2 separate regions of the Homo sapiens genome follow, and region 1 is linked to region 2. A link is an interaction called in ENCODE POLR2A ChIA-PET data of the cell type or tissue named here. Cell type or tissue: GM12878. All regions are shown on one strand. Links, peaks and the distances in the headings refer to the core of each region. The heading gives the core; the rest is flanking DNA.

Region 1 (2,915 bases), core at 179-2,678, 700 kb before region 2:
GGAGACAAAGAAAATTACTCAGAACCATCTTGCTTGTGGTGTTTCAGGGAATCTCCCCTAGGCTGCTGCCATAGTAGGCGAAATGTATTGGTTTTGACTCTGAGTCTCGTGTAGGTTACCAAATGGCGGATTCTTAGCTCTGTGATTGCCGTGGCTCAGCAAGCACCCTGAGCTGAACATCTAGTGGTTTTAACTTACCTCCTGTTGGTCTTGGTGAAACGGTCCTGGCACACTTGAGCCATTTACTCAACATATCCTTGAGTGCCTCTCATGTGCCTGGCCCTGTCCTGGGTGTTTGGAATACATATGTAAAAGCCACATAAAGGCTATGTTCTTGGAGTCTCCATCAGGCTCTTTCATAACTTTCAGTTTCCCACCTTCTGGAATGAGAGGTCACTATTCCAGGCTGTGGGAATGCGTTCATTTGCTTGGCTTTTTTTTTTTTTTAAGCTTCTAATTTTGTATAATGTATGAATGAGACACCATTGCTGCCCTCAGGGAGTTTGTGTGTGACAGAGAGAGACGGACAGGCAGGCAGACGTGTAAGTACTGTGCCACCAGCAGACTGGCTTCGTGCCAGAATAAGGTAGGAGCCTCAGCTCTGAGGGGAGGCAGGAGAAGGAAAGAACGGCTCTTCAACTGGGGTGGCATTTTTTGACAGAGGTGCTGTTTGGCTTAGCCTATGGTCAGAGAGTGCTTGGGGGATGTGACAGTGGGGCATGTGGGAATGGAGGTAGTAGACGATGAGGTCTCCACCCTCTGACTTTGCAGAGATGGGCAAGGCCAAGTGTTGGAAGGGCTTAAACACACACCGGAGTATTCTGTGAGAACCAGTGGATTTCAGAGGATGGCAATGACACCACTTGCCTTCTGCCTCAGGAGGATAACTGATGGCCGTGTGTGGGATGCACTGGAGAGCAAGAGCTGGCTTGCAGGGAGACCAGCTGGATGATTTTCTTTCATTTATTTTATTCATTCAACACACATTCATCTGGGGTTCACTCTGTGCCCAACACTGGGCATTTCCAAATAGTCCAGATGGCAGTAAGCATGGTTGTGGCAGTAGGAATGGGAAGGCTGGGAGGGGTATGAGAGGCATTACAAACGGGAAGTGGGAGTGGCACCCCAGAAAAGTCTAGTTTAAGGTGCTAGTGGATGTGTGCATGTGTGCGCGGGGGTGTCTAGAGGGTGGCGGGCAGCTGGAAATTGAGGTCAAGTGCTTAAAGAACAACTCGTTGTGTAGGACCCCCCCCTTTGTGGTAACAGCAGAGGTTTTTGAGAATCGCCAGTAATTTCTTAAACTCAGGCTGGTTGGGAGGTCATTCAGCCAGGGAACTCCACAAAGAGTGTTGCCACTTGGGTCAAAGTAGACCTCTGAAAATAAATCTTACAAGTAATTGCTGGTTTTAGATGCCAGTTTAAGAAGAGTTAAACCACTGTCATGCCCTAACGCAAACACTTTCATGCCCTAACTCATCTTTCAAGTTTGAAATTTAAATGTATGTTTCTTTGTTCTGAGTGACTGAAACATACACATGAAGACAACTTTGGTGGATGCAGGTGGGCATCTCAGTTCCTTTTGCTGAGTTTCACTTGCTCTCTGCTTCACTCATCCATGGTGTAGAAAACTGCAGCAGTCTGCCCTGCCATAACACAGATAGACATCATCCCTCACAATGGCTGGATAATTCCAGATTTAATGCCAAACAGAGAAAACTGATTTTATTTATGTTTTGTGATAAGAGGTACAGAAAAAAAACGGAAAGCGATGTAATGACTTGTCTTGACCAAATGCTTCCACTGCTCTGGAGGAGACAACCCACTTCCCCTGGTTAAGGAGGGGTGTTGCGTTTTAAACATGTGGTGGTTGTTATTCATTGTACTTTTTTTTAAGGTAGGAGATGTTGTTCTTTGGACTGAGTTAAATGCTGCTTAGCATAAAAGACTTGATGTGGAACAAAGCCTGCAGACTGTGACTATTTGACATGCACTGGGCTAATGAGAAGACAGAATGTCTCTAATCAGCAGCAGAACAAACACTCACAAAGGGTCTCCTTCCCTCCTAGGACTTCCTTCGCTGGGCATCTGGCTGGGATTCTTGTTGGACTAATGTACACTCAAGGGCCTCTGAAGAAAATCATGGAAGCATGTGCAGGTACAGAATAAAACACCTTTGGCATGACAACAGCTTGGAAGTTCATGTTAATTTTAATGTGAACAGAAGCAACCCCAAGTTTCCCTGTGGTTCAGCTCAAGAATTCCCTAATATGCCTGTTTTTCTTTTTAAACCGAAAGGTAAAACAACCAGTGCAGTTCCTTACATTGCTCCACAAAAGAGGCTGCAAACTTAAATTTCGAATCTGATACTTTCTTAGGGGACAAATATCAGTATATATTTATACCCTCAACCTTAATGCTACCCGCAGAAAACCACGATTTCCTAAAGAATGCAGAGAACTAAAGTGCCTTTAAAATAATGCATTCTTCTATAATAGTCCATGAATTAATATACGTGCAAGGCAAAGGTGAAAAAGAAAACAAAGCCTGGACTGAAGTGCATGGCCAGTATTTTAAAGAATTCAGACTGATGACCGGGTCCTTGGTGGATGAGCCATATATTCATGCATGGCGAAACCAAGTCTGTTATTGCTTGAAGCTTAGCTCCTGCTTTTTTTAATTTTGTTTTTCCCTTCAAATTGATACTCAATGAAAATATTTCATTTAGAAATACTTGTATTTTTTAGACCTCTTAATTTTCAATGCGATTCTCATTTTGACTTGTAAGAAAACTGGTTTGCAAACACTTGTTTTATAGACTGAGTTCCACTATTTCATCTTTTATTCATGGGAAGTCTTCTGAGACTATTTTACCTTTTCTTGAACCATAAATAATTTGTTTCACAGTTTGTGCTGAT
Region 2 (2,915 bases), core at 252-2,751:
TCTGTTTATAGTGGTATTAGTTCCTTCATGAGGGCAGAGTCCTCACGATCTAAACACCTCCCATTAGGCCCCACCTTCCAACACTATTGCATTGGAATTATTTCCAACACGTGACTTTTGGGGAGCACGTTCAGACCATAGCAATGCCCACGGTGAAGGTGATCTTCTTTACTCAGTCCACTGATTCAAATGCTAATATCTTTTAGAAATACCCTAACAGACATATCCAGAAATAATGTTTACCAGCTATCTGGACATCTCTTAACCCAGTCAGGTTGACACATAAAATTTACCATCATGCAGGGGAATCAGAGTTCCTCCAACTCTGGGGCCTGCGGGGACCTGAGAGGACTCTTGGGTTCTCCTTGTCTTGTGCTCCTTGGCATGGCCTGGGGTGAGTGATAAGAGCACTATATTCTGAGAACAGATACGCAGGGCTAGAACCTGTAGATTTCATTGATGGCCTTCACTATTCTATTTTTCATTTTCATTTTTCCTTTGACAGGAAAGAGTAGTCTGCATAGGGATGGCCAATTGGAACTAATCATTTCAAGTCAGCATTCCATGGGGGACTGGTCCAGGATCAACCAGGCTCCAGGGGACTGCCAGAAACATGCCTTCAGCATTATCCTCCTTTCTTAACAGGCTGATGATAACAGAAGCCTCTTTGAGTTTGGAAAGTGACTTGGAAACGTTCTGCTCAGGATATGCTTTTATCATCTGCACAACACGAAGGATGCCCTGTCATAACCCTTGATAATGCAGGATCCCCTCTTCTCTGAATCAGAGAGTCCTGACTCATGTTACAGGGCTAGCAAATGGCCGAGGAGCTCTGCCTGGGGAAGACAAAATAACATAACCTGAGACCACTCTTTCCTTTTCCATATTCAAAGTGCTCTCCTCCATCTAAAGGGATGTTTTGCAAATTAATAAATAGTTACAAATAACGTAGGAATGAAAAAATCTTTGTCCTGGGCTGATACAATGGAGATATGTACAATAGCTAAGGGAAATTGTAACCCCACTCTGACTTTTCCAATCACCAAAAAAAAAAAAAAAAAAAAAAAAGGGAGTTGTTAGATGTTTACTATTCTATATTATAGATGGCTTTAAAAAAACAAGTGAAAGCTAAATTTAGCAAATTTTTGAAGTCAGAAGGACCCATTAAGGAAGTGTACAAAAGGCCATGTGAGATTCTGCTTTGGATATTTGCCAAAGGGAAGTGGCAACAACAGAGAAGTGGCATTGAGTCTTAGGTCAATATTCTCCCCCAGAGTTAGTATATAAGCTCCACCCCCAGCAGAAAGAGGCATCGTATCTCCCTCACCTCTCCTGAGTCCTCTCTTCTCACTTCACCTGAGATTTCTCTACTGACGCCATGGGTTGCTGTGGTTGTGGTGGCTGCGGTGGCCGCTGCAGTGGTGGCTGTGGTGGTGGCTGTGGTGGTGGCTGCGGTGGTGGCTGCGGTGGTGGCTGTGGTGGCTGTGGTGGTGGCTGTGGCAGCTACACCACCTGCAGGTAGTACCGGGTGGGCTGCTGCTCCAGCTGCTGCCCCTGCTGCCGCGGCTGCTGTGGGGGCTGCTGCAGCACACCTGTGATCTGCTGCTGCCGCCGCACCTGCCGCTCATGTGGCTGCGGCTGTGGGAAGAGCTGTTGCCAGCAGAAGTGCTGCTGCCAGAAGCAATGCTGCTGTTAGGTGGGCTGGCCTGGCCTCCGTCCTGTGGCAGGATATGCTGGGGACTTTCCTTCACCCCATTCACCTGCCTTACCCATCCTCTGGGTATCCTAGCACTTATGCTCTTGGACTGTAACTTTGCTCCTGTATTCTGGGTTCGTGTATTTTCTGCTTTGGGTGTTTCCAGTCTGCCTACGTGAAAAGTTTCCTCTCTAATATCAAGCAGCCAAAACAAAGACACAAGGACAACCTACCTCTTCAGGAAGAGTCCACATCACTGAGCTCAATCAAAGAGGATCATGATTCCCAACAGACTTTTTGATGTATATGATCATTTCATTTCCATTAGTGTGCTTTTCTCTGCTCCTTTTCTATCTTGTATTCCTATTTGTCAATAGCTACTTTCTAAATTTCCTAATAAAATAAAAATATATTATTAAAAGTTTATCTTTGCATTTTTTTTTTGGTTTGAACATATCTCACATTCTAGAAAATCTTAATCTCTCTTAGAAAGCCTTTGGTGGATGCGCAGTGATCGTGGAGCAAGTTAAAGACCCTGAGAGTAGCTTCCTGCCTCTGTTGTTTGTGCCCTCTAGTTACCAAACAGAATACTTGAATGTCCAGCTTCTCTCTACAGTTCGTATTCAATTTTGAGATGTGAGGTTCCTTTAAAAATAGACAAGCTGGGCCAGGCGCAGTGGCTCACATCTGTAATCCTAGCACTTTGGGAGGTCGAGGCGGGCAGATCACCTGAGGTTGGGAGTTCAAGACCAGCCTGGCCAACATGGCAAAACCCCATCTCTACTAAAAATACAAAAAAATTAGCCGGGCGTGGTGGCGCACACCTGTAATCCCAGCTACTCAGGAGGCTGAGGCAGGAGAATCGCTTGAACTCTGGAGACAGAGGTTGTAGTGAGCCGAGATTGTGCTACTGCACTCCAGCCTGGGCCACAGAGCGAGACTCTGTAAAAAAAAAAAAAAAAAAAAAAAAAAAGACAAGCTTCCTGAATGCATTCAAAATCCTGTTTTATTTACAAAGAACTAATTCAAACAAATTCTCAGAAACACACCTATTTTCAAAATGCAGGTGATTACATTTGCTTTAGTTTTCCATCTGCTGGGGCCATTTACTCCTTGCCTGGAGGGCAGAGTCCCATCCTTTCTTAGAAGCCTAATTTTTACCACCCCCCACCACACCATAAGTTCAGCCAACAGTGCACATTTAGAACTGTGGTATTAT

The links. ChIA-PET counts read pairs that join two places held together with the same protein. Peaks named below come from ENCODE experiments on the same cell type or tissue, not always from the same donor. Only the 100,000 strongest peaks of a DNase experiment are listed, where the experiment ranks them.
Region 1: POLR2A ChIA-PET joins it to region 2 with 5 read pairs; 1 of 35 experiments calls an interaction of 5 or more read pairs at or near these places.

The regions. Positions count from the first base shown.
Region 1 is chr2:226,904,727-226,907,641 of GRCh38, forward strand. It overlaps RHBDD1 (rhomboid domain containing 1), which reads left to right. Exons shown (of 9, transcript NM_001167608.3): 6 at 2,067-2,155. Among named protein-coding and RNA genes, the nearest start is that of RHBDD1, 70 kb to the left of the region's middle. RefSeq lists a silencer at 121-270. In GM12878, for the core only: no CTCF peak of the experiment used is centred there; a DNase peak (open chromatin) is centred at 1,525; H3K4me3 peaks cover 2,090 bases; H3K27ac peaks cover 2,500 bases.
Region 2 is chr2:227,607,406-227,610,320 of GRCh38, forward strand. It overlaps the pseudogene SCYGR10 and the pseudogene SLC19A4P. Among named protein-coding and RNA genes, the nearest start is that of SCYGR3, 6.0 kb to the right of the region's middle. RefSeq lists a silencer at 615-815. In GM12878, for the core only: no CTCF peak of the experiment used is centred there; a DNase peak (open chromatin) is centred at 1,246.